2 separate regions of the Homo sapiens genome follow, and region 2 is linked to region 1. A link is an interaction called in ENCODE POLR2A ChIA-PET data of the cell type or tissue named here. Cell type or tissue: MCF 10A. All regions are shown on one strand. Region 1 overlaps FOXP1 (forkhead box P1). Region 2 overlaps FOXP1 (forkhead box P1).

The links. ChIA-PET counts read pairs that join two places held together with the same protein. Peaks named below come from ENCODE experiments on the same cell type or tissue, not always from the same donor. Only the 100,000 strongest peaks of a DNase experiment are listed, where the experiment ranks them.
Region 2: POLR2A ChIA-PET joins it to region 1 with 27 read pairs; 12 of 35 experiments call an interaction of 5 or more read pairs at or near these places.

The regions. Positions count from the first base shown.
Region 1 is chr3:71,493,705-71,498,704 of GRCh38, reverse strand. All of the region lies in intron 2 of FOXP1 (forkhead box P1), which reads left to right. Among named protein-coding and RNA genes, the nearest start is that of MIR1284, 46 kb to the left of the region's middle. RefSeq lists an enhancer at 318-1,256. In MCF 10A, no CTCF peak of the experiment used is centred here; DNase peaks (open chromatin) are centred at 2,484 and 2,834.
Region 2 is chr3:71,421,230-71,426,229 of GRCh38, reverse strand. All of the region lies in intron 3 of FOXP1 (forkhead box P1), which reads left to right. Among named protein-coding and RNA genes, the nearest start is that of MIR1284, 120 kb to the left of the region's middle. RefSeq lists an enhancer at 4,181-4,230. In MCF 10A, no CTCF peak of the experiment used is centred here; a DNase peak (open chromatin) is centred at 2,809.

The sequences.
Region 1 (5,000 bases):
TGATGTCAGTTTGCTGAGAGGGCCTTTGTTGGCATGCTCAGAAATGCCCGTGATGAGCATGTTGTCTGTTATCAATCCACTGCTTGAAATTCTGCAGTTCCTCAATCCTCTTTTTTTAGGATAGACATTCTTCAATAGAAATGGAATACTTGATTACATTTAGGCCATGGAGGCCAATACCCAGTGCAGTTCATTCCTTTAATTTTTAAGCTCTTCTCTCAGCTGTGCAGGCAAGTTCCAGGGCAGACTTTTGGAGGTTGAAAAATAGATGCAAATGCTGTCTGTGCTGTTGTTGTTTTCCTGGTGCCTGGCAGTGTTTGGTAAACAACTTGATTGCTAGGTCCCGGCCTCAGGGAACCACAGCTGCTCTTTCTAGCTCCCTGCAGACTTTTGTACTGAGCAGGGATTGCTTCAGGGAAAAATAAACAGGGGAGAACAAAACAAGAAAACATCACTTGTTGTTTTGTTTCTGCCTCTACCTGTTTTTCTGGAGCTGTTTTGCAACCACAGGCCCTGGGATTTGGGTTCCTTTGCTTTACAGAAACAAGGCAGGCCCCGGTGGCATTCCACGCTTCTCTCTCCATGGCTAGACTGTGGCATTTGGAGTAGCCACAGGACTTGGAAAGCGTTGGAAAGGACTTAGTAGCCACTGCCAGAACGCATGCATTTTTAAATATGTAAATTGAAAAGGGAGAAAGCTTCATTCTTTCTAATGACCCCCAAGATGGTAATCTGGCTTTTCAAATCTCTAGGAAAACAGATTGAATATGGCACAATTAATGTTTCAGCACTTCTCGGCTTTTCTCTAAAATATTTCAATGGGCTTTTAATTTATTGCAGCTCTTGATTAGCAGGGTTGAGGCAGGGTTACTGCTGACCTCCTGGGCCAAGGTACTTCTGGGGCTGTAGTGAAGTGGAAAAGAACAAAGGTTTGATAGTGTTCTCAGCTGGAGCCTCCCAGGGATGAGCCCCTGGGGGTTCACTGAATAATTCCTTCCCCTAAAGTAGTCAGAGAGCAATGCAGTGTTCTTCAGATCTTTATCAGAGTTACCTGGGGTATCTGTTGGGTAGAACAGCAGATTCCTGGAACTTGTTTAAGAATCTCTGGACTATGGAGGGTGGGAACTTGGGCTTCAAGCTGGTGCCTCCCTGCACACTCACATTTGCAGTCCATGGCCTTGGTGATTGATATTGCTACAGTGTAAATACCGTGAGCTGGGGTAGAAAGCAAGTGGGGGTACTGCTACATTTTAAAAAAATGTTTGAGACTTGCACATTGTTTGTTAGTGCATTTACTTTTCACTTACTCTACTTCACAAGTTGGCTGTTCCCTACCTTCTTAAATCAAAAAACTTTCTCCTGGAAATTGTTTCTTTTTGGTCTGAAGTAAGTCTTTTAGAATGTCCTTATAGAGAGGTGATAAACTTCTGTTTGTTTGAAAAAGCTTCTATTTCACCCTCAGCTTTAAGAGATAGTTTTTCTAGTTATACAATTCTACGTAGGCGGGTGGGGGTTTCTGTCATTTTTTTCTTTTCTTTTTTGTTTTTGCCTCTGTACTGTGGAAAGGATAATTTATTTGGGTATCTATCTTCTGGTATTTTTAAAAATTTCAGTTGCTGTATTTTTTTATGTCTAGAGTTCAGAACAGTTAAGTATTTTAGTTAGCTATGGGGTTCCATGAAGATGGAATTCAGTCCTGTGACTGTTGAATTCTTAACAACACACACACACACACACACACACTTCCACACACCACAGTGGTGATTCACCCTTTATTTTTAGATATGCCTGGTTACTTTAAAATATTAGAAGTCAAATAAGACAGCACTAATGACCATACACATAGAGCATTGTTTTTTTTTGTCTTTTTGTTGTTGTTGTTTGTTTCTTTTGTTTTTTTAGACAGAGTCTTGCTCTGTCGCCAGGCTGGAGTGCATTGGCGCAATCTCAGCTCACTGCAACTTCCGACTCCCTGGATCAAGCGATTCTTCTGCCTCAGCCTCCCTAGTAGCTGGCGTCACCATACCCAGCTAATTTTTGTATTTTTAGTAGAGAGGGATTTTCACCATGTTGGCCAGTGTGGTCTTGATCTCCTGACCTCGTGATCCGCCCGCCTCGGCCTCCCAAAGTGCTGGGATTACAGGCGTGAGCCACTGTGGCCGGCCACATAGAGTATTGTTTAACCGATTTATGTCTTAGCTAGAAAGCTGCTACTCACTCCAGTCCGAATGAAAACGAAACTCCCACAGGAAACCTCCACCAGCCCTCTCCTCATGGCTGATCTTTGCTGTTGACTTGCCTACTCCTCACCCCCAAGCCTTCGAGTATGATATTCTGACCTGTGAAATGCGTTTTCCACCCAATCTTCCAATTCCTCCCAAAACCTCAAGATAATGAATTCTTCTAGAAAGCTCTTATCTGCCCAGACACCTACTGTGCTTTTCTGTGTCACCCGTACTGCTTCTCTGTGCTTCTGAATCACTCTGGAATCATAAAACTGGAGACAGTGCATGACCTCATCCATCCTTTGCTACAGGGATTGCAACATGTTTGTTTTGTTTAAATATAACTTATTTAAAAAGTTAGCTGCCATCTTTGAAAAATTCTGGAATTTTACTAAATAGAAATCTAGATTACTGCCTTTATTTGTAGAATTGAAAGCTCTTGAGGTTCTTGAGGGTATGTGCCCATGTGGCAGTAATTGGAGGGGGAAGTACAATGGCTTCCCCCTTGAAGCTGATAAAGTGAGGATTTCTCAGCTTGCCACATTCCTTCCCTCTCCCTGTTACCTTACACCTGGCCTTCCTCGCTCATTTGCATTACCTGCCTGTTACAAAATGTGGCCCATGATTGTTAGTACCAGCATGGTCAGGTAGTGCCAAAATTCACTTGAGCAAGCCTGAGTCAGAAGGGTATATCACAAAAACTCAGGACTTTTATATTAGGGTATTGGCTGGAAAATATAGAGTTCCCATGGGCACAAGCTTTATAGAGTTGAGTCAGGCTGCTAAAACTCCCTGTGCCTCAGTTTTCTTATCCACATATTGAGTTTAAAATAATAATATCTGCTAAGAACTTTGTTGTAAGAATAGAATGAAATAATGATTATAAAAGACTTAAAACAATACCCAGTACATAATGAGTTTTCAACAAATGGCAATTATATTTTTAGAGAGTACCGAAAAGTTACTTCTTTCAGTTGTTGATTCATTTATTCACTCAAAAGATACATATTGAGTACTTGCTATGAGCTGGGCATTTTTCTGAAATTTTGGAGCATTGCGATGAAAAGAAATAGTTCTTTTATCTAATTGAGCTTATATTCTAGTGGGGAAGACAAATGAGCAAATAGATCAGGGCGAAAGCTCTGAAGTAAGCACATAGGATGATATAATTGAGACTAACTTGGAACCTAACTTAAGTAGGTGGGCAGGACAAGCTTTTTGAAGTGGCCTTTGTCCCTAAGTCCCAGTACTGAGAAGGGACCAGTTGTGTAAAGAATGGGCTCATGGCATCTTGGGAAGCTGAGATAGCAAGTGCACCAGCCCTGAGATGGGAAGACACTTGCCTTGCTTGAAACAAAAGGAGGACCACTGTATCTACATTGATTATAGTTTGGGATTGGGTTGGTAGTTAAGGCAGCGTCAGAGAAGTAGAAAGTGGCCAGATTATGTAGGGCCCTCAGGCCATGGAAAGAAATTCAAATTTTATCCTAAAGATGGTAAACAACTTCAGCCCATTTCTTCATTTCTTTTCTTTTTCTTTTTTCTTTTCTTTTTTTTTTTTTCTATGTGACATAGACTTCATGGCTTTAGGGAGCATGTCTGAGCCTTGGAAGTACTTCTTGGATCTCAAAGCTGCTTGGAGGCTTGGAGAATAGGACTTTGCCATTTGACTCGAAGTGTGGTCCATGATTGGTAGTATCAGCATCTCCTGGTAGTTTTCTAGAAATGCAGAATCTCAGGCCCACTCCAGATCTAGTGAATCAGAGTCTTCGGGGATGGGTCCCAGGAATCTGTATTTTGAAATGCTCTCCAAAAGATGCTTATGCACAGAAGTTTGAGAAGCATCAATCTAGAATACATCTGGACAGATTTCTGCAGGACATGGAGCTATGCTCATTGGAGAGGAATGGAAGCCTTTCCTGGGCACCCAGGGGATGCTGCCAGCCGCCGGGATGCTGGCTCAATAGGGTTAGGTACTGGTGCCAGGCTTAGCATTCTAAGCGCTTGAAAAACTCTCTGGTCACAGCACATCTTCAGTGTTGATGGCAGGTCAGCATGAGAGTGAATCATGGTAAAAACAAAACAAAAACCAAAAATCTCTTTTTAATCAGGAAGCTTAAAGGAGAAGTTAATTAGTTTAAAGTATTTAGAAGAAATATGCTTCTTTCAAAAAGACAGAAGCTTAGAGGTAGAAGGAACTTGAAGAGCATCGGTTAATGCCCTGACCCTACAGGTGAAGAGACTGGAATCGAGATGATAAATGGCTCTCCTGGGGCCACACTAGTGACTGAAGACCATACCGGGTCCAGAACTCAGGCTTCTCAGCTTTTGAGCCCTGACCATCGCACCGTATGTGCTTTCTTGATGGAAACATCTCCATGAGTATTGCTCCTTATGTAATCCATAATCATTTTTAGAATAAAATAGAATTATTTTGGAGAAAAAAATGATGATTACCTTTCCTACTAGTTTTAATGTTCGTTATTAGTACTAGTATTTCTAAAATAATTTAAAATTATTTAAATTTTTTACTTTTTTTGTTCTTCGAAAAAGATCATAACTTAATAGGGAATGGTACATTTATCTGTGTAATATTTTAGTTAAAACAGTTTATTGTTACCTGAAGACTTGATAATGGGAAGTGGTATTTTCATATGCTAAAATATTTAAAATATTTGGTACAAAGCCCATAATAAATAACAACTTTACAGTGTACGTGTTGAAGTGATTAGTAAATGTATCTTTCAAAACAGTATTTCCGGTTCATATTTAACA
Region 2 (5,000 bases), 72 kb after region 1:
TTCCCTCCCCTGACTCCTTTGCCTGATTCTTTCAATGTTCATAGGATCTTTTCAATCCTCAGACCTACCTGCATTTCCAGAGTGCCCTGTTTTCTAGCTCTTAGGTCAAGAGGTATCACCATCAAGTTAATATCCTCTTTCAACATCTCATAGGATCAGAGCTGGCATGATGAGAGGCTCATGCATTGAGCTGATGCTAGGGTATTTTCAGTCCTGGGCAGAGACCTGGATGAGCCAGCATGTTAGTCAAACCCAGCTGGCCTGCAGACTGTGGTCTTAAACAGGCCACACTATTGATTGATGTGGTTCAGCTATACGTGGGTGAGTGTACATGGTTGGGATCCTGGAAATTTGCAAGAGTTTGAATAAGCTCAATTTAATGGCCCTTCATGTTGGATGAATGTCATGGTAGAGAAAGAAATGAGGGCAAATGTTGAGGTATTCATAGATACTCATAAATCTCATGTCTTTTTCAGTTCTTTTTTTTTTTTAAGTGGTTTGATTGCCTTGACCAAATGAAATCTTACTCAGAGCCCCCCCACCTTTAAAATAAACAAAAGTTGAGTTATTATGGTTGAGTAAGGGCATGAGTTCAAAGCTTCTCCTTGTTTTTTTCATTCAGCAGATACTTATTAAGCATTTATTTTGCCAGGGACTCTGCCAGGAGCTGAGGAGACGGTTATACACCAGGAAGTTGAGGGAGTTCCAGCTCTGAGAAGTTGGTCTCCCCTCCCCACCCTCCACACTGCAGTGGCCCCTTGGAATGGATTTGGAAACCAGAGTCTGTATTAAGAACAGTAAAATGGCTGGGTGTGGTGGCTCACACCTGTAATTCCAGCACTTTGGGAGGCCAAGGCGGGTGGATCACTTGAGGTCAGGAGTTCGAGACCAGCTGGGCCAACATAGTAAAATCCTGTCTCTACTAAAAATACAACAACAACAAATAATTAGCCGGGTGTGGTGGCACATGCCTGTAATCCCAGCTACGCAGGAGGCTGAGACAGGAGAATTGCTTGAACCTGGGAGGTGAATGCTACAGTGAGCCGAGATTGTGCCACTGCACTCCAGCCTGGGCAGCACAGTGAGACCCTGTCTCATACAAAACAAAACAAAACAAAACGAAACAAAAAAAAACAGGAAAATGAAGACACCTTGTAGATTATTGTCTGACACTTGCAAGTTAGTAGATTTCCAGTATATGAATACAAATTCAAGATAGTGCTTTTTTTCTTTTTCTGAGTAAACACTGAGAGTATGGCAACTGCCATACACATTTCCCTCTTCCTAGAAAAAGCTTTCCCTGTTCTTGATCACTCCTTACCTCTTACAGTTGGCTTGTGACTTCCTCCCACCCCAGGCTGGACGTTGTTTCATGAAAGTGTTTGGCTTCTCCAATGGGAACATTGGATTCTTGAAGGCCAGGGCTGTGTCCTCCACTTTTGCTGACAGAAGCCAGCCCAGCATAGGCAGCAGTTGCTGGATGAATTCTGAGGACCACTTCTTCAGCTCGGCAGTGACACCAACCTTGTTTTGGTGGTTTTCCTATGATGGCTTGGAAATTAGTGGCAAAATTGGAGTGCGGATTTTTGTGGGTTTTTAAAAACCTTCTGACAGTTTTGGGTTTGATTAATACACCTCTGGAAGTTAGCTGCATTTTATGATTCTTAGGCATGGTGGTCCCCAGTGTTCTTACAGAACCACCTAATTTCCATGGTGTGGTGTGGTGGAAATATCACAAATTTAGAGTCAGGAGAACCAGACATGGAATCCTCTTTACCTGGCTGTGGGCACTGGGCAAAGCACTTGTTTCCTCATTGGTAACATTGCAAGGTTATGGTGGGGATTACAAATGAGATAGGGAAGGCGCCCTACCCAGTGCTTGCAACATCGCCAGAGCTTGCAAAAGATGGACATTATCCTAATTATGACTTGAAAGCCCAAATTGGGATTTATGATCTTCCCTGTTTGACTGCAGAGGAGGTGATGCCTCTGTTTGCCTGGTCGCCAAAATCATTGTCCCTTCCTTCTTGCTGCTGGTGAGACTATGGTTAAAGGACCATCCTTCAGCGCAGTTCTTTGTTACTTATTGAAAAAGGTTGGCATTCTGGCAGAAATGTTAGCATTAGAAATGTTTCTAAGCCAGGCCTGACAGCTTGGGCCTATAATCCAGCGACTTGGGAGGCTGAGGCGGGAAGACCACTTGAAGCCAAGAATTCCAGATAAACCTGGGCAGCATAAGGAGACCTTGTCTCTAAAAAATAAATATGTACATAAAATAAGTAAGAAATAAAAATAGAAATATATTTCTGCTGGTGCATCTTTATGGACTTGCGGGTATATTTAGGGCCATTCATGAAATCATGTGACCTAAGACAAGCTGATTAAATACAACTGAAGATGTCTCAGGCTCAGCTAGATCACACATAGAATGGGCGGGGCGGCGGGGGAGCATAATAGCACTTCCCTGCCAGGGTTGCTGAAGGGCTCAGTGAGGTGGGAGATACAGTGTGCCTGGGATGCAGATAACGTGACTGAGAAATCCACACAGGCCAGCCTGGGAGGCCCCTGTGTTGGCCCCATGGCCAGCTACCTCTCTAATTCTGGTTCTATGGCCTATGATTCTTTGTCAGGTCTGCTTTGTACCCCTGGTAGAACCATGTCTGAGCATGCCAGCCAGCAGGGGGATGCTCTTTGTGTGAGGAGAAGCTGGTCTAATCCCGGATATCCTATAAAGTTGAGCAGTTTGCGAGGGGAGACAGAGGACACGCCTTTAGGACTAATGTGTTTTTCCTTGGCAGAAGTCCAAGGTGAACCTCTGTCTTTGCCAAAGGAACACCGCTTCAGGGCCTGTGACTAGGATGTTCTGAGTGGCTGGGTTGGTCTTGGGAGTGGGAGCCTGGAGCCTTCTCACTTTGGATGCACGCTTGGTCTTGCTCTGCGATGCGCTTGGCAAGTTGCCACAATTCTTATGTCTCTCTCTGCTTCCTCATCTGTGAAATGGGCTTAATAGCACCTAGGGAAGGAAGAACTTGTAGGTGCTGTGTGGATTCATAAATTCACCCTCAGTGAGAGCTTTGAAGATGTGAAATTGTCTCTGGGGACTTGGAGGTGTTCTAAACCTGTTGAACCAGAGACATTGGCATCTTACTGGGTTGCCTGTAGCAGCTGGAGAGTTGGAGGCCTCAGATATTGGGCTGGGTGTTGGGCTTCAGGCAGCTCTTTCCTGGCTCCTGAATGAGTTTTAGTTTTCTCCAAGGAAATCTTGACTTGTCTTAGCTTACACATGGGGGTTTGTATTGGAGTTTTGGTTTGTGTTTTCTCCATATGAAAGAAGGGGTGTGTGAGTGTGTGTGTGTGTGCGCGCTTGTGTGTGTGTGTACCCAGAAATGGTAGGTAACTCTTACTGAGATGAAAGAATTTCAAGGCTTACACAGCCAAGAGAGAGGGCATTCACCCCTTTTTTTCTTCCATTGGTTAAGTTTGTCCCCTAGATCCTTCTCTGAAGTGTGGGAGCTGTACAGCACTACCAGTGAGTTCCTTCTCTGTTTAATTGGAAGGACTTGTTGCAGCTTGGGCGATTATTCTTTTTGGCTTTCTTTTCGATTATTTCCCCACACTTCAGATTCATTTGAAACAAGTTTTCAGCCTTGTTCAGGTGGAAACCTGTTTTCAGTTGTGGGCTCTCCTGACCTCACTGGAAGGGTGAGAAGAGAGGTGAGGACGTGGGGGAGGGACCCCATGCCCTCACTGCTCAAAGTGTGGTCCTCAAACGAGCAGCCGCGGCATCACCTGAGTTCTTATTAGAAATGCAGGGTCTCAGGCCCCACCCCAGACCGACTGAATCAGTCTTTTGCCAAGATGGCCAGGTGATTCACGTGCATTTAGGTTTAAGGAGCACTAGAACATTTTGGATTGTATGTAGTTTTTCTAATAGGAGTGAAAAGGGGGAGGGTTGTTGGTTGAGAAGTTCGTGTTTATGCTGATGCTGTTGCATGCTTCTCTCTTCTGAAGTGCCTGCATTATCACTCCCCTTGACTTCTAACTTCCTTACGTGTTGTCCTTGACTTGTGTTAGAAAGCTGTGAAGTGTGACTGAAACTAGCGGGTGAGTTAATGTTTCCTGTTCCACATCACACCATTAAGATGTCGCAGTGCTTGAAAGTAAAAGATGTTCAGCATCCCAATTGCGGGGTGACTGCAGACTGTCTTAAAAAGTTGGGCTGGGTTGTTTGAAAATTTCAAAAGGAAGCATCTCCTAAAATGATAAAATAGGAAACCAAGGCCACGTCAAGAGGGGATCAAATTATGACTTGCCTTCTGAGCTTTTCACATGGAGGTGCTCCATCAGCAGTTCAGAGGCAGCTGGGAGGCTAATCATAGGAGGGCCAACACTGGTCTGTTTTTGTTTAAGAGAATTATGGTAGGTGGTGATGGTTTTAAGAGTAAGTCAGCCATTCTGAGAGAAGGTTTGGGCAGTGGCTTGGTGACATCATCCCACTTGGATGAAAGAAGAGTCAAGCCAGCCTTTCTTTGGTCAGGAGGTCCTGAGACCAGCGGCCCCTCTGTTTCTAGTGTGAACCATTCACTACGCAGGTGTCTCTGTCCTGAGTCGGCTGGGTTCTGATGTTTGCATATTGTGGTTATCCTAAAATAGGATGCCCTGCCATTTATTGTCCTACGCTGGGGAGATGGCCCTCACACAATTTATGCTTCTTTGAAAAAAATGTCAAATTATATAAATTCAAGATTATTTAGGAAACACAAGCGATTTTGGTGTTCTTATTGAATAAAAAGATAACTAGATTGTTCTAGCACAGAAAAAATATTGAAACCATGTGCAACTTTATTCTTTTTTTCTGAAATTACGAACAGGGCATACATTTACCTGAGGGTAGAGGATGACATCGCCTAGCTAAATTCACCTTTAATGTGTTTAATTTTTTTTATCCTGATGTCAGAATCAAGGAAAATGATATTTATTCACTTTCCCCTGTAGTTTCT